Linked DNA regions of Mus musculus: all the other regions are linked to region 1. A link is a loop called in an ENCODE intact Hi-C map of the cell type or tissue named here. Cell type or tissue: heart. All regions are shown on one strand.

Evidence for each region. Hi-C counts contacts between places; a loop is a spot of excess contacts. Peaks named below come from ENCODE experiments on the same cell type or tissue, not always from the same donor. Only the 100,000 strongest peaks of a DNase experiment are listed, where the experiment ranks them.
Region 2: a loop joins it to region 1, with 6 times the contacts of the local background. A loop is called at or near these places in 9 of 42 quality-filtered maps.
Region 3: it touches region 1 in a loop (7-fold over the local background); 5 of 42 quality-filtered maps call a loop at or near these places.

What each region holds. Positions count from the first base shown.
Region 1 is chr5:136,194,714-136,202,713 of GRCm38, reverse strand. It overlaps Prkrip1 (Prkr interacting protein 1 (IL11 inducible)), which reads left to right and starts at 3,760. Exons shown (of 6, transcript NM_025774.3): 1 at 3,760-3,939; 2 at 4,856-4,934. The coding sequence starts at 3,814. In heart, no CTCF peak of the experiment used is centred here; DNase peaks (open chromatin) are centred at 733, 2,969 and 3,643; H3K4me3 peaks cover 2,252 bases; H3K27ac peaks cover 1,716 bases.
Region 2 is chr5:136,703,018-136,711,017 of GRCm38, reverse strand. No RefSeq gene overlaps it. Among named protein-coding and RNA genes, the nearest start is that of Myl10, 13 kb to the right of the region's middle. In heart, CTCF peaks have their summits at 3,977 (motif pointing right), 5,294 (motif pointing left) and 7,056; no DNase peak of the experiment used is centred here; H3K27me3 peaks cover 617 bases.
Region 3 is chr5:136,659,937-136,667,936 of GRCm38, reverse strand. All of the region lies in intron 2 of Gm38722 (a long non-coding RNA gene), which reads right to left. Among named protein-coding and RNA genes, the nearest start is that of Myl10, 30 kb to the left of the region's middle. In heart, CTCF peaks have their summits at 3,014 and 3,215 (motif pointing right); DNase peaks (open chromatin) are centred at 3,196 and 4,964; H3K27me3 peaks cover 3,661 bases.

The DNA of each region.
Region 1 (8,000 bases):
GACCCAGACTACTACTACTACTACTACTACTTCTTCTTCTTGTTCTTTTCTTCTTTCTTCTTCTTCTTCTTCTTCTTCTTCTTCTTCTTCTTCTTCTTCTTCTTCTTCTTCTTCCTTCTTCTCCTTCTCCTCCTTCTTCTTCTTTGGTTTTTCGAGACAGGGTTTCTCTATGTAGCCCTGGCTGTCCTGGAACTCACTCTGTAGACCAGGCTGGCTTTGAACTCAGAAATCCACCTGCCTCTGCCTCCCAAGTGCTGGGATTAAAGGCGTGCACCACCATGCCCGGCCCATTGATACTTCTTGATGGACAGCTATACAGCTAGGCAGGCCTCAGAGTAGAAAACCCTGGAAGGCAGTGTCAAGAGACATACAAGCCTTGCAGCCATGCAGAGCTGAAATGTTCATTGCTAGTCACCTCCACCATGAGGTATTCCAGGCCTGCACACGACTTCTGGCTACTCCTATTTTATTTTTTAAGACAGGCTCTCATGTAGTCCAGGATGGCCTGAAGCTCACTTTGCAGCCGAGGTTGGCCCCGAGTGCCGTGATTACAGGTGTGCACCAATACAATACTCTTTGGTCTCCTGCCTTTGGAGCTTGTTCACTGGGGTCCCAGTCTGGGTTTCCAGCCAGGAAGATAAAGCAGCACTATGGATGGAGTTCCAGGGCCCGTGGGGCCTGAGTGGTACATTGCTGCCCTCTGGTGGTAGTATGTAGTACTCTAGGTCCAAAGCCTGGGAAGAGAGTCCAGAGATGAAAGAAAAGTGGGATCTGGGTGCTGCCTTGAGGAGGCACCATGTAAACTGTCCTGCCAGGATGTCATCCCCACCCACCACGACTTTTGCCATGACTCACGTCTGCGAAGATTTGGGGACAGACCACTGGGCGTCAGTCTGTGTGATCCTGAGGCAAGCAGCATGGGTGTCAGGTTTTTTCTCTCTCTAATAAGGAGTGGAAGAGGAGGGGGAGGAGGAAGGGGAGGAGAAGGGGGAGGGGAGGAGGAGGAGGAAGGGATCAGGAGGAGGAGGGGATCAGGAGGAGGGGAGGGGAGGAGAAGGAGGAGGAGGAGAGGGGAGGGGAGGAGGAGGAGGAGAGGGGAGGGGAGGAGGAGGAGGAGGAAGAGGAGGAGGAGGGGGGGGAGAGGGAACCTAACAGCAGTGAAAGCCACCAAATGCACACCCCACACAGAACAAGTGCAATCATGGCTGTCTGCAGAAATCAGGTATTAGAAAGGGTTGTTATGGGGTTGCAGCTTCTAGAAAGTGATTTGGCATAGGATTTAAGTAAACACGCTTTTACTTAGGACAAGATGTTATTAGGAATCAATTCGCTGATTATATATTTAAATAATAATGTTATTATGTACAGTACAGGGATCGGAAGCCGGGACCCGTACATGCTGGAACCGGTACCTGTACATGCTGGGCAAATATGGCCATCGTCAGTGACCTCACTGGTGGACTCTGGGCACGTCTCTACCACGGAGCAGAGCAAGCCCTCAGTTCCTTTTGTCCTGGCTGTGTTTTGAGATAGAACATTACTATGTAGTCCTGGCTGCCCTAAACTTGATATGCAGACCAGGCTGGCCTTGAACTCATAGAGTTCTGCCACCCAAGCACTGGAATTAAAGGTTCCTAGCATCATGACTGGTGCCCTTAATTTTTTTTTTTCAGACAAGGTCTTGTGATATAGCCCCAGCTTGTTTTGAAATCTCTGTCCCTCTGCCTCCTAAATACTAAGATCACATGTATGTGCTACTGCACTCCTCTGGATAGTTTTCTTTCTATCTTTCTTTCTTTTCTTTCTTTCTTTCTTTCTTTCTTTCTTTCTTTCTTTTCTTCTTCTTTCTTCTTCTCCTTCTCCTTCTCCTTCTCCTTCTTCTACAGGCTTGTGCCTTTAGGCCATCTCCCATAGCCTGAGTCAGGCATACCTGCCAGCAGCTCTCTCTGGGGTAGAGTTCAGAATCAGTCAGTGGTGTGATCTAGCAGCTCTCTGTTTATGGCATCTTGCCCTTCTGTGTTTTGTGTCATATTCACTGTGCTGAACTAAACCATATGGTGAGAAACTTTGTGCTGCCCCTAAAGAGTTACCAAAAAAGCCCCTTCCTATGTTCTGGGAATTTGGTCACTCCTGGGTGTGGGGGGGGGGATTGCTGCAAGATTATCCTGGATTTCTGAAGAGGCTCCTCTGTACCCCACACACTACCTCTTCTGACTTCTCTCCTTTCTCTTCTTCACAGTTTTGTTTTTTTCTTTTTTCTTTTTTTCCAGACAGTGTTTCTCTGTGTAGCCCTGGCTGTCCTGGAACTCACTCTGTAGACCAGGCTGGCCTCAAACTCAGAAATCTGCCTGCCTCTGCCTCCGGAGTGCTGGGAGTAAAGGCGTGTGCCACCACTGCCCGGCCTTCCTTCCAGTTTTAATGAAGCTCCTCTCCAGGTTCCAAAGGGAAGCCTCTTGCTCCCTTTAAGGCCCCACCACGTTCAGAGATCCATATACTGTACTGTCTATTGTTCTCCCTCCATCTCCAGCAACAGTCAGCTTTGAGGCCCTTTCATTCTAATAAGCTTCTTCTAATAAAGGACTTGTTTCAGTTTCCTTGCCTACAAGATGTTACTGTTACCATCTTGGGTTTTTGTTGTTGCTTGTTTTGTTGTTGCTTGTTTTTTTGTTGTTTGTTTTTTGAGACTGGCTTTCTCTGTGTAGTTCTGGCTGTCCTGGAACTCTCTCTCTACAGACCAGGATGGCCTTGAACTCAGGGATCCATCTGCCTGTAACTCCCTGGGTGCTGAGATTACAGGCCTGCACCACCACTGCTGGCTCTTAACATCTTTTACTATAGGGAGCTACTTCAGTGCCTCACGCATGGTCAACAAAACACTCCACCACCAGAAGGCCGCAGTTCCATCATTCTCCATTACTTTCACCTTCAAGTGAAAGACTTGAAGTTAATTCCTCGTCAGGTAGATTGGAATGGCAACTTCCTTTATTCTAAAACAGACTCACATACTCAGGCTCGACTGGTGGCGCTGTACTTTCAGCGTGGCCAAGGAGATCGGGTCTGTCTTAAGAGTTCAGTTACAAAGGAGATTATAAGATTATTATAGGAATCGGGGTGTGAGAGGCTGGCGGATCTCCGAGAGTTCGAAGACAGCCTGGTCTACAAACCAAGTTCCAGGACAGAGATATACAGAGAAACTCTGTGTTGAAAAACAAGACAAACAAACAAAAAAACAAAAAAAAAAAAAAAAAAAAAAAAAAAAAGGAAAGGAAAGGAAGGAAGGAAAAGAGGGAGGGAAGGAGACGATATGGAGAGGGCGGAGAAGGGGAGAGAAGAGGAGGAGGAGGAAGAGAGAGTGGGGTAGGGAGAAAGTAGAATAGATAAAAAAGAAACGGAAAAAAAAGACAAAGCCCAGGAGCGAGCGAAACTGGGAGGGACGTGCCAAGAGTCCCAGAGCAAGCTGTGCGAAGTCCTTGGGGACCTGAGACGTCGCCTGGGGCCAGCCCACTCATCATCACTAAAGGCCGTCTCTTCCTCTCCGGATGTGAGAATCAGGCAGCCCTGATTTGTTTTGAAACAGGAAATGAAATTAAAGTGCTATGATCAAAATAAACCACACTGACCTCGCGTTCATGAATATTCAAGCAAGCTGCTTAGGACTGCCTCGTACCTCCGAGGAGAGAGTGCGCATGCGCCTCAGGAGAGCGCCCCTCCCCCCGGGGGTTTGAGAGTGCGCGTGCGCGGTTGGCGCGCTCTTCTGTCGTCATCAATACGAGCGGCCGCCGGCAGCTTTCGTAAAGGAGTAGGAGAGCGGCTATGGCGAGTCCTGCTGCCGCTTCTGTGAGACCGCCCAGGCCCAAGAAAGAGCCGCAGACGCTGGTCATCCCCAAGAATGCGGCCGAGGAGCAGAAGCTCAAGCTGGAGCGGCTCATGAAGAACCCGGTGAGTGGAAGTGGGCCGAGGCGCAGTCCCTTCACCCCGCCGCCAGACCGAGCAAGGCTACATTCAGTCCCCCTAGAGCAACCCTGGGGCGGAGAGGGCGGCCCCGTGGAGGGAGCCTCGCTCCTGTTCTTGTCCTACAGCGTAGCTGCACGAAGGCGCTGCCCAGCCCTCCACACCCTCCTTTTTCTTAGTTTGCTGTTTGCGGTATCATGGCGTTGCTCGTGCTGTCCACGTTCCGTACCGAATCGGCTTTGTAAGATAGGCAGACCTCGCATCCGGGCTCCTCGCATCCCGGCTCCTCTTACCTTATCTTCCCTACGAGCTGGGATGACAGCCCTGCGCTACTATTCAGTATTGCTTCACAGCCCTTTCTATTTTAATATATGAACCAAAGCGGTGGGAGCTGGGTATGGTGGTGCACACCTGCTATCCCAGCACTCTGGTGGCTGACCCCAGAAGTTTGCTACAAATTCGAGGCGAGCGTGGTCTACGTAGTGAGTTTCAGATCAGCTAGACAGTGAGACCTATCTCAGAAACCAACAAAACCCAGAATCGATGTCTTAGCAAAAGTGTACAACTCCAAATAGCAGCCATTATTAAAGAAGCATTGGACGCCAAATTTGGACCACATCACTCTTTACCTCTTCAATGGGCCTCGTAAAACAGACAGCTCATATCTTTGACTAGAAGAGGTTGGCTCGTCTCTTAGTGACGTAGATTCCAGACTTGTTTAGCGCAGGAGAACTTTGGCCCACGTTAGACCCCATGGTGTAGTGGATGAAGTAAGGCCAGGGCAGCAGAACTACACTCAGTCAGCTCCAGATTTGAGAAGCGTGCTCAGTTGAGATCGTCAAACGGGATGTACCTTCCTCAGCAAGTGTATGTTCATAGATGCTTTTCTGTTTAACTGTTCCAGGACAAAGCAGTTCCAATTCCAGAGAAAATGAATGAATGGGCTCCTCGAGCGCCTCCAGAATTTGTCCGAGATGTCATGGGTAATGTCTCTTATGGGTGTCAGGGGTTTATAGTTTTTGTTTTGTTTTTTTTTTAAAGATTTATTTATTATATGTAAGTACACTGTCGCTGTCTTCAGACACTCCAGAAGAGAGAGTCAGATCTTGTTAAGGATGGTTGTGAGCCACCATGTGGTTGCTGGGATTTGAACTCCGGACCTTTGGAAAAGCAGTCGGGTGCTCTTACCCACTGAGCTATCTCACCAGCCCCGGGTTTATAGTTTTTAAGGGGAAATATGAAACACTATTTTCTTTTCTTGTCAACTAGATCTTTGATAGGAAAATTAGTCTGGGGCTGGAGAGGTGGCTAAGTGGTTAGGAACACTGCTCTTCCATAGGTCCTGAGTTCAATTCCCAGCAACCACATAGTGGCTCACAACCATCTGTAAAGCGATCAGGTGCCCTCTATTATATATATGGAAAACTATTTTGTCTTTACAGGAGACAGCACTCCTTGCTATTTTATGGTTTGACAGTAGATAATGGTTTCCCAGTTATGCTTTTGGTTTTGTTTTGTTTCTTGTGGTTAAACCATTTTATTCAGAGGCTTTAAAAGCTGCTAAAGTGTCACATGATCAGACAAACGGACTGGGCAGGGAAGAGCTCCAGGCCCCCTCTTCAATACGATGTTTTGTTTTTGAGGTAGGGTCTCACTGTGTGGACCAGGCTGTGCTTGAACTCATACTCCTCATGCCTCTGCCCCCTAAGTGCTGGCATCAGAAACATCCACCGTTGTCCTAGTTAGGGTTTCTATTGCTGTGATGAAACACCATGTCCCACAGCAACTTGGGGAGGAAAGGGCTCCCATATCACAGTCCATCATTGGAGGAAGTCAAGACAGGAACCTGGAGGCAGGAGCTGATGCAGAGGCCATGGTGGGTGTCTTACTGGCTTGATTAGCCTGCTTTCTTATAGAACCCGGACCACCAGCCCAGGGATGGCACCACCCACAATGGGCTGGGCCCTCCTCAACAATCACTAATTAAGAAAATGCCCTACAGGCAGATCTCCTGGAGGTATGATCCGCCTATGACTTTAGCTTGTGTCAAATTGACATAAAACTAGCCAGCAGAACCATTGTACCTGATTTTCTCATTCTTTGAAATGACATCTTATGCTTTTTAAAGATTTTATTTGTGTGTGCTTGTGCACATGTGCTTGTGCACGCCGTGGTGCCTGTGGAGGTCAGAGGAGTCAGTTCTTTTCCACCATGGAATTCAGGTTTGGCAGCAAGTGCCTTTATCCACTGAACCATCTCACCAGCCTCCATTTTTAATTTTTCCTAAGTGAAAACACACTTGTTATATAGTAGATTTAGGTTAACATATACTAAGTAGAAGCAAATAGTACAGCTTCAGAGATAGAGAGCTGGCTCAGCAGGTAAAGTGCTTGCCACCAAACCTGACGCCCAGAGTTCTATCCCTTGGGTCCAAGTGGAAAGAAAGAACTAACTCCTGTAGGTTGTCTATGACCTCTGTATTCATGCTGTGGTATTTATTTCCTGCTCTACAAATAAACAGATGCATAAATGTCAGGTTTTTAAAAAAAATGTCAGGCATAGTGAATGCACTTAAATACAAACTCTCAGAAGTTAGGGCCGTGGATCTCTTTTGGTTTGAGGCCTTCTTGATCTATATATAGAGTTCTAGGCCAGCTAGGACTACATAGTGAGTCCCTATTTCAATAAAAGGTAGAACTAAGAAGATGAGTTAGCATTGAAGAGTGTGTACTTGCAGAGAACTCTAGTCTAATTCCCAGCATCCATATTGGCCAGCTCCTGGCAGCTCCAGCTGCCTGTAACTCAAGCTCTGGAGGATCTCGTGGACTCGGTGAGCACGCCATGGGCGCCTGCATGCATGTGCACAAACCTACAGGCAAACATACCTAAACACTTTTTAGAAAAGAGCCACCTGCTGGGTGGGAATTACACATGCTTTAATCTCAGTACTCAGGAGGCTGAGGCAGGTGGATCTCTGTGAGTTCAAGTATGCAGAGCAAATTTCAGGACATCGAGGGCTACACAGAGAAACCCTATCTCTAGAAGCCTAAATAAATAAGCAAACCACTTGACATTCCATCATTCCACATAAAATATTCTACTACAACCTCGTGAACCTCTCTGTAGTCAAAACCATTTGTTCAAGAAAAACTGTTGCTACCCACTTCTTTTCACCTGCAGTATCAGAAGTTTGTCAACCATTAGGGGTCTAGCAGGTCACTTGTGAAATCATGGAGGGATGCTGAGAGCCCTTCTTAAACTAAAGTCTGCGCATTTTATGTCTTTTTTTTTTTTTTGTCCCGACCCATCGGCCAGTTGAACGGGGACTTGAGCGGCCACCTGGAAGAGAATGGGGGAACAAGAAACACAAAAAATGGACAGCAAGTCTGATGATCAAGCTGACAAATTTTTATTTTTCCCACACAGATTATATACTCATAGGAGTAGGAAGGAGGGTGGAGGGTGGGGGTCACTTTGTCTCTGGATAATACACCTGTTTCCAGGAACAGGATATTGACTGGGTAAACAGTTCAGCAGGAAGATCAGAACAGAGTGGGTTATTAGACACATATCCACAAGATTTATAGCTGTTTGTTCTCCGCTGACTTCAGGATCTGTCTATTTGTACTCAGCTGGGCTAGTGCTTTCCCACAGAGGCCAGGACTTTATGCCAGCAAGCACTGAGGTCAGTAAATGTTCAAACAAGGTCTCTCCTAACAATATATTTTTTTAATGATTTGTTTATTTTATGTGTGTGAGTACACTGACACGGTCTTCAGACACACCAGAAGAGGGCATTGGATCCCCATTACATGTGGTTGCTGGGAATTGAACTCAGGACCTCTAGAAGAGCACTCAGTGCTCTTTAACCGCTGAACCATCTCTTCAGTCCTGAACTGAAGTCTGCTCCTCTCGTGGTCACTGTCACATAGAGCAGAAATTTCCTTTTTGTTTTGACCCATGGGTTTGCTGTGCAGCTCAAGTTGGCCCTGAACTCTCAGTCCTCCTGCCTCGGCCTCTCAGTGCTAGGATTGTGGACCTGTGCCCCC
Region 2 (8,000 bases), 510 kb before region 1:
CTGGCCCCTGGCAGGGATCCAGCACTGACGATAATGGCTTTAGGGAGAACAAGAGGCCCATTCATGCATGGCACATGGATAGGGAGAGCCACTTTAAGGTCCATGATGTCATGGAAACCAGACAAGTGGCCCCTAGAAGCCTTTGATGACCCAGTATTGAGGACATAGTTACAAGTCTCGGGTTCCTGGGCTTGGCTGACATTCTGTTCTCTGAACAAATACTTGGGTGCTTATGGGGCAGTATGGGTACACCCAACCTGTTCCCTTTGGGGGGGGGCGCAGAGGTAATCAGTCAGTTCTGGCAAAACTCACTGGTGAGGGGCTGGCAAGATGGCTTTGCAGGTAAATGTGCTTTCTGCCAAACTGGATACTCTAAGTTTGATCCCTGGGGACACACACGGTGGAAGGCTAGATCTGACTTGTCCTTTGATCTCCACAGACATACCATGACATATGTGTGGGCATACAGACACATATGAGGTGGATAAACAATAAATGTAAAAATAAAACAAAATAACAACAACAGCAACAACAACAACAACAACAAACTTCATGGTGGCATTAGATTCCACCCCAGAATGTGTCCACTGAGAGCTAATGTCAGAGGAACTTTGCTTCTAGACTAATGTGTACCTGCATTTTGTCCCTTAATGGCTGCCAGCACCCCTGAGACCTAAAGAGAACAGCTAGAATCTACCAAAACTCCTTAGTCCAGAAACTGCTGGAGGCTATCAGGAACCCATACTGACCCATAAGAGAGGGCACCTAAGGAGCTGAGGAGATGGCTTAGTCAGTAAGGCGCTTGTTTTACAAGCATGAAGACACAGGTTCACTCCCCAGAACTCACATTAAAAAGCAAAAACAAAAACAACCTCCCCCCAAAAAACTGGATGTGGTGTTGCGTGTGTAGAATCCCAGTACTAAAGAAGTAGAGATAGGGGCAGGGTCCCTGTAGCCCACTGGCCACCCAGCCTACCTTAATCAATGAGCCCTAGGTCCTAGCATGAGACCCTGTCTCAAACAAGTAAGATCAGCAGTGCCTATGAAATGATACCCAAGGTTGACCTCTGGCCTCCACAGTCATGTGTACACATATGCAGGCACAGTGCACACACATCACATGCTCTCCACAAGAACATATCTCTCTCTCTCTCTCTCTCTCTCTCTCTCTCTCTCTCTCTCTCTCTCACACACACACACACACACACACACACAAGGAACCCAGACAGCCAAGCGACCAATTCCCTCTGCCCTCTTGGGATGGCTCCACAGCTCCACCCTTGAGGAAAGGCTAGCAACCTCTAGTGTTTCCAGTCCTTACAGGGCAAGGGCTGGCATCTCTCTGTGCATATCAGTGGCCTCTGTCACCACCTTTGCAGACTGGAGTATAAGCTCCTATCTGTCCCCTCTGGGGAGTCAATGCCCTCATATACACTCCTGGGGCCTTGAAGACTCCTAACCCCGTTCACATGACCATTCAGCACTGACTGGAGGCCCCAGATCCTGTCTTCTGATTCTGGGAGCCTCGCTTAATCCTTCTCCCACTCCTACCTCTTGAGCAGCTGCAGCAATGACAGGCTGGCTACTGGCTCCCTGACAGCCTTGCTCACCAGTACCTAGGCTGGTTTCCTTCTCTTCCAGCTATAAGCAGTTCTCTATCTCCTCTACCCTTGGGACTCTGCATATAAGAGTCACATCTCTGTCCCGAAAAAAAAAAAAAAAAAAAAAAAGCCACACCATGGGCTACTGACAGATGCAGTCTTTGCTTTCTGAACATATGTCACTCTCAGACAGCCTCTTGCTGCTTCCTGTCCACCAATTATACTTTCTGATGCGTCTTTTTGTCCACTCTGATGTCAACTGCTCTGCATCACTACACCTTTCCCACCGTGACCACACCAGCAAGAAGGCAGCAGGACAGCACCCTGTGAGCAGGAAGACAAGCTGAAGGCCTCGCACAGCAGGGTGCCTCGGGCAAGCCTTAGTTGGAACACGGAATCCCTTCCACAGGCCGAGAGCTAAAGCCTACATCCCCAGGTGGTGGTGCTACTTGGTGGGGGGGGGGGGGGGGGAAGCATTGGAGGAGGCGGGGCTTATACTGGAGGAAGTAGGCCACTGGAAGTGGATCCTTAGAGGTATTTTGTTCCCGGAACCCTTTTAAGGCTCCAGTAAGAAGAAGCTGCTGAGCTGGGGAAGGTGGGGTGGCGCGGACATGACTTCCAAGAGAGGTGGAATATCACCAAGCTGAATCAGGCTAGACTCCAGGATGCAGACTCCCCCACTGCTTGGGGGTGGGGTGCGGATGAGAATTGTCCCGAGCTCCTGGTTCCCATTGTATGTCCTCTACCTTCCCACCCACAGTAGCGTGAGAAGCAGGACAGGGCTTAGACAGTAGAAGCGGCCGAAAGGACCCTGACAATTCACTTGCCACACAGGAAGCCAGCCATCACAGAGAGAAGAGCTGTTCAGGACCCTGAGCTCCACTAGGGACAGATCTGGATCCAAACAGGTTACTTCCTCCCATGTCCATTGTGCAGGTTAGTTTTAATTATCAGCTTGTCACGTCCCAGAGTCACCTGGGAAGAGCGTCTCAGCGAGGAACTGTCTCATTCGGATGGACCTGTGGGCATGTTTGTGGGAGATTATCTTGACAGTGTTAATTGATGTGGGAAGACCCAGCTTAAAAGCGGACAGCACCATTTGAGGCCTGGACTGAGAGTAGAGAAAGCGAAAGCGGGCTGAGCACTACGCGCATGCGCATTCATCCCCCCACCCCATTCCCCCACACCCCAGCCCCACCCCCCGCTCCTGACTGTGGATGTGATGTGACCAGCTGTCTCCGGTGTTCCTGCCCCTGTGATGTCCCCATAGGATGGATTGTAACTCTGGGACCATGAACTGACATAAACTCTTCTAAGTTGCTCTTGTCAGATCTTTTTATTATCACAGCAATAGATGAAACTGAGAAGTGGGGTGGTGATGGTGCACACCTTTAATCCCAGCACCGGGGAGGGCAGAGGCAGGGGGATCTCTAAATTCAAGGCTAGCTTGGTCTATGGATTAATTCCAGTACGGCCAGGGCTACACACACACACACACAAATCCTGTCTCAGAAAAGAGAAAGAGAAGGTGCGCATGCATGCAAGTGAACCTTTGTCATGGGAAGCAGCCGGGGCTCGAAGCTGGAGGCTAAATCAAGACATGTGTCATGATTCTTGGAAGCCCCGGAGGCAAAGATGCTGAAGGCAGATGGATTTGTGGGAAAGTGTGCATCCAGCGGGCTTTGGCAATCCGGTGCCTTCTATCCACGTATCACTGCAGCCTCCATCCATCCCCTGGGTATCCTCAGTGTCCTTATCGCCTGAAGTTAGAGATGTAATTACAGGGCTGTGATGCGGTCTTGTGTGCACACAGTAGAAAGCTTAAAGACCACGCTATAAGTTTGCAAGCTATTTTTAAATGCATGTTTGTGTATGTGCATGTATGTGAGGGTGCATGCATGATCATGTAGAGGCCAGAAGAAACCTCAAGACTTCCTCAAGGATATTGTCACACCTCTCTCTCTCTCTCTCTCTCTCTCTCTCTCTCTCTCTCTCTCTCTCTCTCTGAGATAGAGTCTCCCATTGACCCGGTACTTGCCAATCAGGCTAGGCTGTCTGGCCATCAAGGCCCAAGAGTTAACCTGTCTCCACCTTAAGCACAGATTCAGTACCTGGCTTTTTACATGGGTTTTAGGAATGGGACTCAGGTCCACATACTTTCGAGGCAAGCTTTACTGACTGAGCCCAGCCCACGAGTTTTTTTTTTTCCAGGAAACTTAAAGAGGTTAAGGTCTGTGGTTCAGCAGTAACTGAGGCAGCCACAACTCTCATTCAGACTTGTTTGCCTCAAAATTATACTTTAAAACCCTGTGCTATGAGTGGCTGTGTTGACTCTAGAAGCCTGGGAGAAACAGAAGCCAGGCAAGGTGGCTCAAAAACCAGTAGATGGCGCTGTGGAGCCACAAAAGCGGTCTTTGTGCGTTCCATTCACCGAGGCCAACTGGAGTTTCTAACCCGGGCGGCCGGCAGCAAGTACCAGCTGAGGGTGCACATGGTGGGTGGTGGGTGGGACGCTCATCCATCTCTCTGGGGGGCGATATGAGGGCCCAAACAGGTAGTCAGTGACCTAGAGTAGACATGGCCTAAGAGGTTGTACTGGGGTTTCCTGACCCTATATACGCCCACTAAGATCCCCGACCTGTAACCCCATGAGACAGTCTCCTCAGTCCCCAGCCAAACAAGACACAGTAACTCTCTGAAGTTTGATGGGAGCCAGACTTAGCTTGTCCCCACCCTTGTGGGTGGACATTCCAATGAAGTTGAAGGCACAAGCTTTGAAGCTAAATTCTGGATTACCATAGCTCCACATGGCCTGTTTCTCCCACCCCTGCGCCCACCAGCCACTCCCATCCAGTGTCTCCATGGCACCAAGAAGTCTGGGTCCCAGTGCCCCACCCTCTCCAAACATAGACATTAGCACCCAGCACTCGGATAACAGGTCTTGAGTAAGGATGAGGTGTTGGGGCGGGCAGCAGCTGGGACTGGAGCTGGCTTCCGAGCCTTGTCCCAGAGCCACTGTCTGTGCCCTTTTGTCCTTGACTGCTGTGGAATCCATGATTGTAGTTGGATCATGGGAAGGCCAGGAGGGCGCTGAGGGTCGGAGTGTCAGAGCTACCCAGCCACCAATAGAACCCTGTCTTCTGAGGCAACTGAGCCAGGCTAATAGGCTACACAAGTTGAAGATATAAAAAGAAAGGTATGCCTCGACCCTGTCACGCCACTCTCAGGACACTGGAACCAGTCTCTTCATTCCCCAATCACATCCACACCCACACCCCACCCATACAACCAGCATGGGGTCAGCATAAGAGACCCCACAACAAACTAGGAGCAAGTATGAAGCACGGACGGTGGGCGTGGCTTCAAAAAACTTCACGGGATAGGCCCGTGTCATGTGCAAAATGCTTGACTCCATGGCCCTGAACGGGTATTTAATTCACCAGTAAGTTTATTTTACAGGATCAACTCCAAGCTTATGTTGATACCAGATCATAAACTACACATGCCCCGGAGTCTGTCTTTCTGTCTGTAAGCAGCCACAATTCCCTGGCTCCAACCAGACACTGTGGGGTTCAGGATCGAACCTCACTATTGAAAGAAAGTGGGCTCAGGAAGCTGGAAAGAGTACGTACTTCCCTTCTGAAGGACCCAAGTTTAGTTCTCAGCATCCATACCAGACAGAGCCCTCTTGTGGCCTCTCTGGGTACTGCACTCATGTGCACAGACACAGCCCCTCAAACATGCATTCATTTACATAAAAATAAATTAAAAAAAAAAAGAAATTTAGTGTCAAGACTAAAATGCTGATTCAGTGGGGAGTATGACAGTTCTGGAACCAGTGTTCCAGAAAATTCTAAAATGTCCTCTTTTAACAGTCTCTCCAGGACCTCTTCTCTAGAACTCACAAGCAAAATCTCAGTGATTCCTATTCCACTTTCGTGATTTTTTATTTTAATTAATTTACTTTACATCTCGACCACAGTTTCCCCTCCCCCCTCTCCGTCCAGTCCTCCCTGCCTTGCCTCCACTCCTCCTCCCTTTCTCCTCAGACAAGGGGAGGCCTCCCATGGATACCAACCAACCTCAGCATCTCACGTTGCACTAAGGCTAGGTGCATCTTCTCCTATTGAGGTGAGGTGAGCAGCCCAGTAGCAGGAAAGGGTGTGAAGGGAAATGACAGAGCCAGAGACAGCCCCTGCTCTCACTGTTAGCAGCCCACATGAAGACCAAGCTGCCCAACTGTAACATATGTGCAGAGGACCTAGGTCTGTCATGTTTGTCATTCTATTTTTTATTCTCACTAAGTATACATCCCATCTTTTTTACTAATATCAACGTGTGGATATCCATTTGTTTTCATTTATTTCTTTTTGGAGTGGCAGTGAGCAAAGCCACGGTCCTCACACATGTTCTACGACTGAGATGTGCTCCTAGCCGTACATTTATTTAGTTTTGAGATAGGTCTTCAAGGTGCAGCCCAGGCAGAGCAAAAATAAGGAGAGGGAGACAGTGGTAGAATTCCTGAGTGCCCCAGCAAGGGCTGAGCGGGGCTCACTGATAAACTGCTTTGCCTAGAATCCCCCAGTAAGGGGCTGGGTGTAGCTCAATGTAGACCACTGCCCTAGAACCCCCAAGTAAGTGACTGGGGGCGTGGCTTAATGACAGAGCCCTTACTTACATGTAGCGAGATACAGTCAGCTCCAAAGTTGCTATGGAGTCTCCATAATGGGGGTGCCTCCTGTCAGGCGAGGTCTGTCCCTCTTCTATCACGTTGTCCCACCGTCCTCAGAGGCCCCACCCTCTTGTGGTCAGCAGAAGCTCCCACAGAGATTGCCGCTTGCTCAGACAGCTTCAAACCCCTGGGGTTCATCCTGGAAGGGCCTTCAAAGGCCTTGGCCATTCTTGATTGGGCGCCAAGACAGAATCTGCTCTTGGAGACAATTTAGCCAGCCACATGGGTGGAAAGAATGTCCCTGCTCTCTTAACAGCGACCCCCTCTTGATTTATATGTGGGGCCACTGTCCGAAGGCCCCCGGCGGATGGATCTTGAGTGGAAAATGAGAGGCCGAGAGCCAGGCGTCTGGCTGGGCTAATTATCCTCAATGAGATACAGCTGGTTGGGGGAGCAGGCTGAGGCCCAGGGCAGGGCCAATTCCTTGCCCCAGATCTCTGGGGACCCAAAGGCCTGTTTGGGCTTGCAGCCCATCGCCTCCCAGGTCTGATTAGGGTTCATCAGGCATTCTAGGTGATCCAGTTTGGCCAGTTTTATAAGAAAAAAACAGAAAAGTGGCTTCAGTCTCAGATTCGCTGCTATCCTGAGCCATGATAGTCCCTAAGACGCCAAGATACACTTGAGTTCTTTCTTCATTCTTCTTATGGGACGACTGAAGAGTAGACTGGCCAGGTAGGCTTGGTGAAGCCCAAGGGAGGACTCTGGAACTGAATGCAGTACCAGGTTTGGCCACATGGGGCACATAACTCTGTAGTGGCCTCCATAGGGCCTGGCTGCAGCCCAGCTGCAGGCTGATTCTCTGGATATCCTAGGGTTGAATAGACTCTACCATATACCAAGCCTACATTTGGGGTCTAGGGGCATTGTAGTGATCAAAACTCCACTTGAATCCCAACCTTTTGGACTTAAAATTCCCCAACAGAAGTACCTGGTGGCTCAGTTAGCTGTCTCAGTAGGGAGAAGGTGTTTGTTGTCCATGAGCCTGACAACTTTATCCTAAGGAAGGACAAAAACAACTTCCATATGTGAAACAACTTCCTGACATCCACATGAGCATGCAAACAGGTGTGTGGACATCACACACACACACACACACACACACACACACACACACACACGAGTAATAATACACATTTTTAAGTATCTGATTTTCTGAAAGGGCTTTGACCTATTGCAGTTGTCAGGGCTGAGCTGAGCTGCAACCACATAGCCAGGCTGGAGTAATAGAGTGGAAGAAAGTTCCAAACAGAAGAACTAGCAAAGCAAAGGCCCTGTGTCCAGCGCGAGTGGCACAGACAGTAGAAGTACAGCAAGGTCTTAATCTGGTTTTAGTTGTTTTGCAGCACTGAGGATTGAACCCAGGGCTTTATGTAGACTAGGTGGGTGCTCTTCCACTGAGCCACGCCCCCAGCCCCTCCCTGGGGGATTCTAGGCAGAGGCTCTACCACTGAGCCACGCCCCCAGCCCCTCACTAGGGGATTCTAGGCAGGGGCTCTACCACTGAGCCACACCCCCAGCCCCTCACTAGGGGATTCTAGGCAGGGGCTCTACCACTGAGCCACGCCCCCAGCCCCTCACTAGGGGATTCTAGGCAGGGGCTCTACCACTGAGCCACACCCCCAGCCCCTCACTAGGGGATTCTAGGCAGGGGCTCTACCACTGAGCCA
Region 3 (8,000 bases), 470 kb before region 1:
ACCCCGTCTCTAAATTGAACGAATGAATGAGGGAGGGAAGGAGGAAGATGGGCACTGTAGAAGGCAGGCCTGGGTGCCCACAGTGCCTGTGGAATGTGGTCAGACATATATAGTGGCCCTATGGAATCTTCTGGGCTAATTCCTTCTGGCCAGGAGTTGATGTGTCCCAGGAGGTCTCATCTGGCCTTAGGAATCATCTGCAAGTGGGTCACTCATTACTGTTGAAGTCCCCTTTCCTATGTAGGCTCTACCCCATGTCCCAAGCAGATCCAAGGCCCCATGAGCCCCCACCTGCTGCAAGACCCCACTTAAGCCCAGATCTACTTTCCTTCACAGCCCATCTCTCTGACACCCCACCCACCAGAGGGAAGCTTCTTCTAGCAGCTGTCCCAGCTGGGCTTTGGTCCCTGCTGAGCCTCTCCTATTTTCACATCCCCTCCTCTGCCCAATAAAACAAATAAGAGGGAAATACTAGACAAGTTAATTTGCTAAAATGGACCCAAATGAAATAGCTGATTACATTTTTTCCCCAAAGGAAACTAGAGTTAATTTGGCCAGTGACTTGTGCCAGGCTGCCAGTCTCAACACACACACATCCAAACAGGGCTCCTCCCAGGGCCAGTTGGCAGCTGCCCTGCCCCATAGAGTGGTGCAGTCACCACCCAATGGGAGGTGAAGGTGGGGTGCGGAAGGCAGAAGTGCCCTGGGGAAATACTGTTAAAGGGGCATACATGTCCTGCACTGAAAATGTAGGCATACACATGCATGCACACATTGGCTTGCACAGACAAGCTCACAGTGCACACACCCAAACAAACACACGCTCACAAACACACTCATGCACGGACATGCTCAGAGCAGTCATTCATTCAAGCATACACATGAAAGTATGCACACATCCACACATGCACACACCCATGCAGTCCTGCTTGTGCACAATCTCCAATGCACACCCCCAGGGCATGCACACACTCAAATACAAACACACTCATGCACACATTGCAAGGGTATACACACATAAGCATACGCAAACTCATGAATACACACCCTCATGTTTGCACACATTCAAAGCACACAAACATGGGCTCATGCACCCTCATGCCTGTACACACAAGGCATGCATAAAACAAGCTATTTAATTCCCATGCATCCACACACACTCAAAGCATGCTACACACATCAGTGCACACCCCCCAGAGCATGCACACACAAGCACATGTACTGCCCAGCACTCGCATACATAAAGCATGCACATAGTCACACATGTGTGTTTTACACACCCACATACATGCTCGGGTGTGTTTCACAACTGCACTCCCACTGAGGGCACTTGGTGGGATGACTCAGTGGTCACATCTGCAGACCAATGCTGCTGAACCCATAAGTTAATTATTACTGGAGCTGGGGAGATAGCTCAGTAAAGTGCTGGCCACAGAAGCATGAAGACCAGAATTTGATCCCAGAACCCATGTAAAAAAGCCAATTGTTGTGACATTCATTTCTAATCCCAGCGCTGGGAGCCAGAGGCAGGTGGACCCATGCTGGCCAGGCAGCCCAGACAAACTCATGAACTGTAGGCCAGTGAGAGACCCCGTCTCAAAAATAAGATAGACATTGTCCTGAAGACTAATACCTGAGACTGACCCCACAAGCACTCAAGTGTACGCCTTTACACATGAACATCACACAAACACATACCCCAAATCCACAGGCATACATTCAGGCAAAGCACTCAAACACATTAAATTAAAGTTTGGGAAAGTAAATATATATAATCTTTTTTTTTTTTTGGTTTTTCCAGACAGGGTATAATCTTTTTTAAAATCTTAACAAAGTAAAGTCCATACTGAATGGAGGCTGCACAGCATCCTCTTCATGGTCCCCACCAGAGCACCTCACACTTCCAAACTGACATCACGAAGCAGGGGAGCCCTTCAAGTCCTCCCATCAAGAGGGGGTCCTCAAAGAAGTTTTCAGCCCTTCCTTGGATCCAGGTAGGCACCTGTGAGCCCAAGAAGGGGTGCCAAGTGTGAAAAGCAGGTGTTCCCCAAATCCCACAAGCACGGGGGCTGCAGTCACATACTTCTAGAATGAGGGGCATTTATATCCACAGGCACATCATAAACAAAGATCCACAAGTACACAGAGAGACACACAGTCATACAGACAGACAAACACACACATGGCTACACATACAGACACATGCAGACAGACACACATATAGACAGACAGACATACACATAGTCATACATACAGATACACACAGACAGACAGACACGTACATATAGACAGACAGACACACATGTCCACACATACACACACACACTCATATACAGACAGACACACTCACACATAGCCACAATATAGACACACACATACATATACACAGCCACACATACACAGCCACACATATACACACTCACATACAGATATACCCACACAAAGATGCACACTCACACATAGCCACACAGACAGACAGACACATAGATATACACACACACACATGGAGACACACACATACGCAATCATACACATAGCCACACACACACATAGACAGCAATTCATTCACACACTTACACGCAAACAGATACATACTTGAAAGCTAGCATTTATTTACAGAGTCACCCCCATGCAGGGAAATACATTCACACACAACAGACACACAAACATACATGCGAACACACTAATACCCAAATTCACACACACTGACACTCCCTGAGTCATTTCTTCTTGTTTTCCTCCTCCTCCTCTTCCCTCTTCCTCCTCCTCCTTCTCTTTGTTTCTCCCCCTCATCTCATTTGTACTAGTCTCACATAGCCCAGGCTATCCTTGAATTCATTATGCAGTCAAGAATGGCTTTGAATTTCTGATTCTCCTGCCTCTACCTCCTGGGTGTTAGGATTACAAGTGTGCACCAATGCCTGGATGCCCATAGTTTGTCTTAAAGAATACTCTATACTAGGAAGTTGAGAGCAGAGCAACTACCACATGGACACAAAAACCCAGGTCGGGCCAAAAGCAGGCTAAGACTAAGGTCGGGGCTACGGCCAAAGTCTAGTTAGCACTTGCCGCTGCGCCACCCACTTTCTCCTTATTTTGGCCTCTAAGTGTCAGGAGTCATAGCCCAGTGAGGGATCCAGACTCCCATCTCTCCTTTGCTGTTCTCTCTTTTTAACAACCAAGAAACGGGAAGTTAGACTGGTTTCCACAAACACCACTAGGTGGCGCTCCGCTAACGAAAATCTGAATGGACCGCACGGCCAGCTCATCCAGACCAAGGCTGACCTCCTGCCTCCATCTAAGTCACAGTGCCCCAGGTTCTCAATCCCTGTGTGTCCCAGCCTCAGCTTCCATTTAAGGCCTGAGGCAGATAAATGGGAGAGGGGACAAGGTTAGCTTATGGCTGCTCCCACCCAAGTGGTTCATATCCACTCTGCCTCCCTAGTTTCTAGAACGGAACAGAGGCAGGGTCAGGACGGGGCTCATTGGTAGAGCCGCACCTACAAACACCCAGTGAAGGAGCTGGGAGCCTGGCTCAACAGCAGAGCACCTGCAAAGCCCTGGATCCTAACTCCAGCACCAAAACTTAGTGAGTTAATCAAATTAAAAGTGCGATGATAGAGCCAGGCATGGTGGCAGCTGACTATAATCCTAGCAGCACTCGGGAGGCTGAAGTGGGTAGAAATTGGATTTTAAGGGCAGCCTGAGCTATGGTGAGATAAAGGTTCAGTAAGCAATAGTGACTCAGTTTCCCTCTTTCAGTTCCCCTGGGACAGCACTACCTAGCATCTATCTTTGCCCTCTCAGTTTGGGGGGGATGGTTTCAAAGCCCATAGAGAGATGGGAAGACCCATACTCTCCACTATACCCAAACGAAAGGGTCAGAGGCCCAGGTCCACCACTGAGCCGGCCCCATCCAAGGGAGCAGTTTTAATTTTACTGCTTGTCAGTCCAGGATCCATCCAACATTCCTTCCTCCAGGAAGGCTTTCATGACTTACTCCTAAGTAAAGACTCCAGCTGGACCTTCTACAGTAGGAAGTCCTGGGCCACAAAGTACTGTGGACTCAGAAGGTCCCCTAGTCAGACACACGGTGGGCTTGGCCAGTTGTCAGTGACGGGCTCTGGGGCAGAGATAGAATCACGATACTGGATCTTGGGAAAGCCTGTGAGGTGTCAGACACTGGTGTGATTAGAAAGGCCTTTAGGGTAGGTGATGAAAACTTAGAAAATACCCTAAGAGAAGTAGGTTTCATCTCATGTCATGAACCTCACTGGCTCAGAGAGGTCAAGTGGCTGATAGAACATCACACAGCAGAAGCAACACACAACGTGAGGCTGAGTGAAAAAAAAAGGGGGGGGAAGGAGAGGGAAAGAAAACTAAAATTAAGAAAATAAATATATGGGCCAGGTGTGGTGGCACACGCCTTTAATCCCAGCACTTGGGAGGCAGAGGCAGGCAAATTTCTGAGTTCGAGGCCAGCCTGGTCTACAAAGTGAGTTCCAGGACAGCCAGGGCTACACAGAGAAACCCTGTCCCGAAAAAAAAAAGAAAGAAAGAAAGAAAGAAAGAAAGAAAGAAAGAAAGAAAGAAAGAAAGAAAGAAAGGAAGGAAGGAAGGAAGGAAGGAAGAAAGGAAGGAAGAAAGGAAGGAAGAAAAGAAAATACATATATATATGAACACATGTATACACATGCACATACACTCCTTAGAATAGTCCAGATGGCACCTTTAACTTGTATCAAATGTTATCTACTTCTGTAAGACTCACCCCTAGGTACTATCTGTCACCCTGCCATATTAGCCTTGAGTAATAGACAGACTGCAGTAATACAGTCACCAGGACAATGACAGCAGTAATGAATGTCCCTGTGTGTGTAGAGGTCAGCAGGGCTGGGTCAGGCTGGGTCAGCAGGGCTGGGTCAGCTCAGGCAGCCTCCCCGATGCCAAGTCCCTGCAGTCCATGGACTCAGGCTGAGAGTCCTAGGGCACAGGGCAGATCCAGATGGAAACCCCAGGAAGGCACAGAGGCAGGAGTGAGCTCTGCACTGGCCTTGGGAGTCTGTGTTCTTGCCCCTGGGCAGCTCTGGGTCCTGCTTGGAGCTTCATTCATACAAGGTGAGCTGGCCTGGCTGAGCAGCAGAGAGTGGAGGGGGCGTAGAGACATAAACAGAGAGGCATGTTGCCACTGTGAAGACCACCCAGGGATGCGCATCAGGCCCCTCCTTCTCCCATTCCTTCCCTCTCCCGCTTCCTTTCTTTTCTCAGTGCCGGTCACTATTCATTCACCCAGAGTGTCAGCATCTTCCTCCTCCTCACCTCACAAACCAGCCGGACCAGCCACGAAGCCGGCCAGCGCCGAGGCCAGGCCCTCGGGTGCCAGGTTACCCAGCATGTATCAGAAGACAGCTGACTTCTCTGCTTCCCCTTCCAGAAGCCTGGAAAAGGCGCCAGGCCCAGCTCCCAGCCCCCTCGACATCTGCCACATGGGTGACTGGTGCCAAGTGTCCCTGGACAAGACAATATCTTAAGACTCCCCTTGGGCCAGGTGTGGTGGCCCACGCCATTAATCCCAGCACTTGGCAGAGGCAGAGGCAGAGGAGGCAGAGGAGGCAGAGGAGGCAGAGGAGGCAGAGGAGGCAGAGGAGGCAGAGGAGGCAGAGGAGGCAGAGGAGGCAGAGGCAGAGGCAGAGGCAGAGGCAGAGGCAGAGGAGGCAGAGGAGGCAGAGGAGGCAGAGGAGGCAGAGGAGGCAGAGGAGGCAGAGGAGGCAGAGGAGGCAGAGGAGGCAGAGGAGGCAGAGGAGGCAGAGGAGGCAGAGGAGGCAGAGGAGGCAGAGGCAGAGGCAGAGGCAGAGGCAGAGGAGGCAGAGGAGGCAGAGGAGGCAGAGGAGGCAGAGGAGGCAGAGGAGGCAGAGGAGGCAGAGGAGGCAGAGGAGGCAGAGGAGGCAGAGGAGGCAGAGGAGGCAGAGGAGGCAGAGGCAGAGGCAGAGGCAGAGGCAGAGGCAGAGGCAGAGGCAGAGGCAGAGGCAGAGGCAGAGGCAGAGGCAGAGGCAGAGGCAGAGGCAGAGGCAGAGGCAGAGGCAGAGGCAGAGGCAGAGGCAGAGGCAGAGGCAGAGGCAGAGGCAGAGGCAGAGGCAGAGGCAGAGGCAGAGGCAGAGGCAGAGGCAGAGGCAGGCAGAATTTAAGGCCAGCCTGGTCTACATAGTGAGTTCCAGAAAAGCCAGGACTACACAGAGAACCCTTGTCTCTAAATTAATTAATTAATTAATTTTAAAAATAAATAAATAAATAAAATTTAAAAATAAATAAATAAATTTTAAAAGTCTTTGTGGAGTCTCTCAGAGACCATTTGTTCAAAGGTTGATGGCTTCTGGGGTTCTGCACAGCAGATCACAGCAGCAAGTCTGAAGTTCCCACGAATCACTCCATCAAGGTCCCAGGCAGCCCCAAGCAAGATTCAGATGACACCGGCATATAATTGACCTAATTCAGACACAGGCTACACCACAGCTGGCCCTTGAGCCTTCCCAGGGGACAGGCTTTGCTGAACTGTGTGTATGACTGCAAAAGGGATGTCCAACTTGCTTACACGAAATGACTACTATAAAATTAATCAATTAGTTAATTAGCTACATTAATTAATTAAAATAGAAGTGTGATTCAAGTTCAGCCTCCGACTTACCTGAAGTCTGGGCAGACGTGAAATATGATCCTCCTGCCTCAGCCTCCTGAGTGCTAGAATTAGAAGTGTCACCTAGCCAAAAAACTTTATTTCAGCCAAACGCATATTCTGTGTCTCTTTGCCCTTGAAGTCACCCCCTCCTCGCCCACCAGATGAATCAACAGAGTGCCCAGGACCCAAGTGTTAGTAAAAACTTTCAAAGCTATCCAGCCAGCAGGCCACTCTTTTGGCAGTATGCATTGTTTTTGATGATGCTAGCACAAGGAAACCCAGGGCCTTGTTCATGCTAGATCTCTGAGCCACGCCCCCAGCTCCTCATTGGGGGATTCTAGGCAGGGGCTCTTTCACTGAACCACGCCCCCAGCCCCTCCCTGGGGGATTCTAGGCAGGGGCTCTACCACTGAGCCACGCCCCCAGCCTCTCCCTGGGGGATTCTAGGCAGGAGCTCTACCACTGAGCCACGCCCCCCAGCTCCTCACTGGAGGATTCTAGGCATGTGCTACATCACTGACTTATACATCCCCCTCAAAAAAGAAGTACTCATTAAGGGAGACCTGTAGCTGATACCATATTGTATGCACACCTTCTCAGTCCCATAGCCTTGGGCCTCACAGACACTCCATCCGCACAGGTACACTGTCTTGCCAGCCTCCCTGAGCCCCACCACCTCCTAGGTAACTGAAAGCTCAGTACACAGTGACTGTTTCAAGTCCAGCCTGCATCCCAAGCCAGGGACTAGAAGGTAGGCACAGGGGAAGCCACTGAGTGCCCACTCTGGGCTAGATTGTGACTTTTAGTTTGTGCTCAGCAGAACTCTCTACAAGAGTAATCAGGGGTAGAAGCAGAGAATATAAAGTGGGGGCTGGGGGGTATGGGAAGGACAGGGCAGCTCTTAGGGAGTCCTATCTCTGCCCTTGACAGTTCCTTTACCCCCACAGCTCCCTATGCCTCCTTCAGATCTTTCTGTGACAAAGGATGACTCCAACCAGAGCCTGGTCCTTTCTCACCTCAGAACTCAGGCTAAGAAGCCACTCTAACCTCAAGGCATATTTTCTGTTCCCTCTGTTTTCTCCACCCAATTCCTCTCCTCCCTCTCCCCAAACCATCTTACCCTGTAGCACAGGCTGGCCCTAAACCCTTCATCCGAGGATTACAGGTGCATCCTGTTCTGACGCCCAGCTTGGATTTTCTTTCATTTGAAACTTTCTTACATTTGAAAATATAAGGAGCAAAATGTGGCTAGGAGTGCCAGGCCACGGGTCTGTGATCCCAGCACTTTAGAGACAGGGGCAAGAGGAGCAGGAGTCAGGCTAGATTC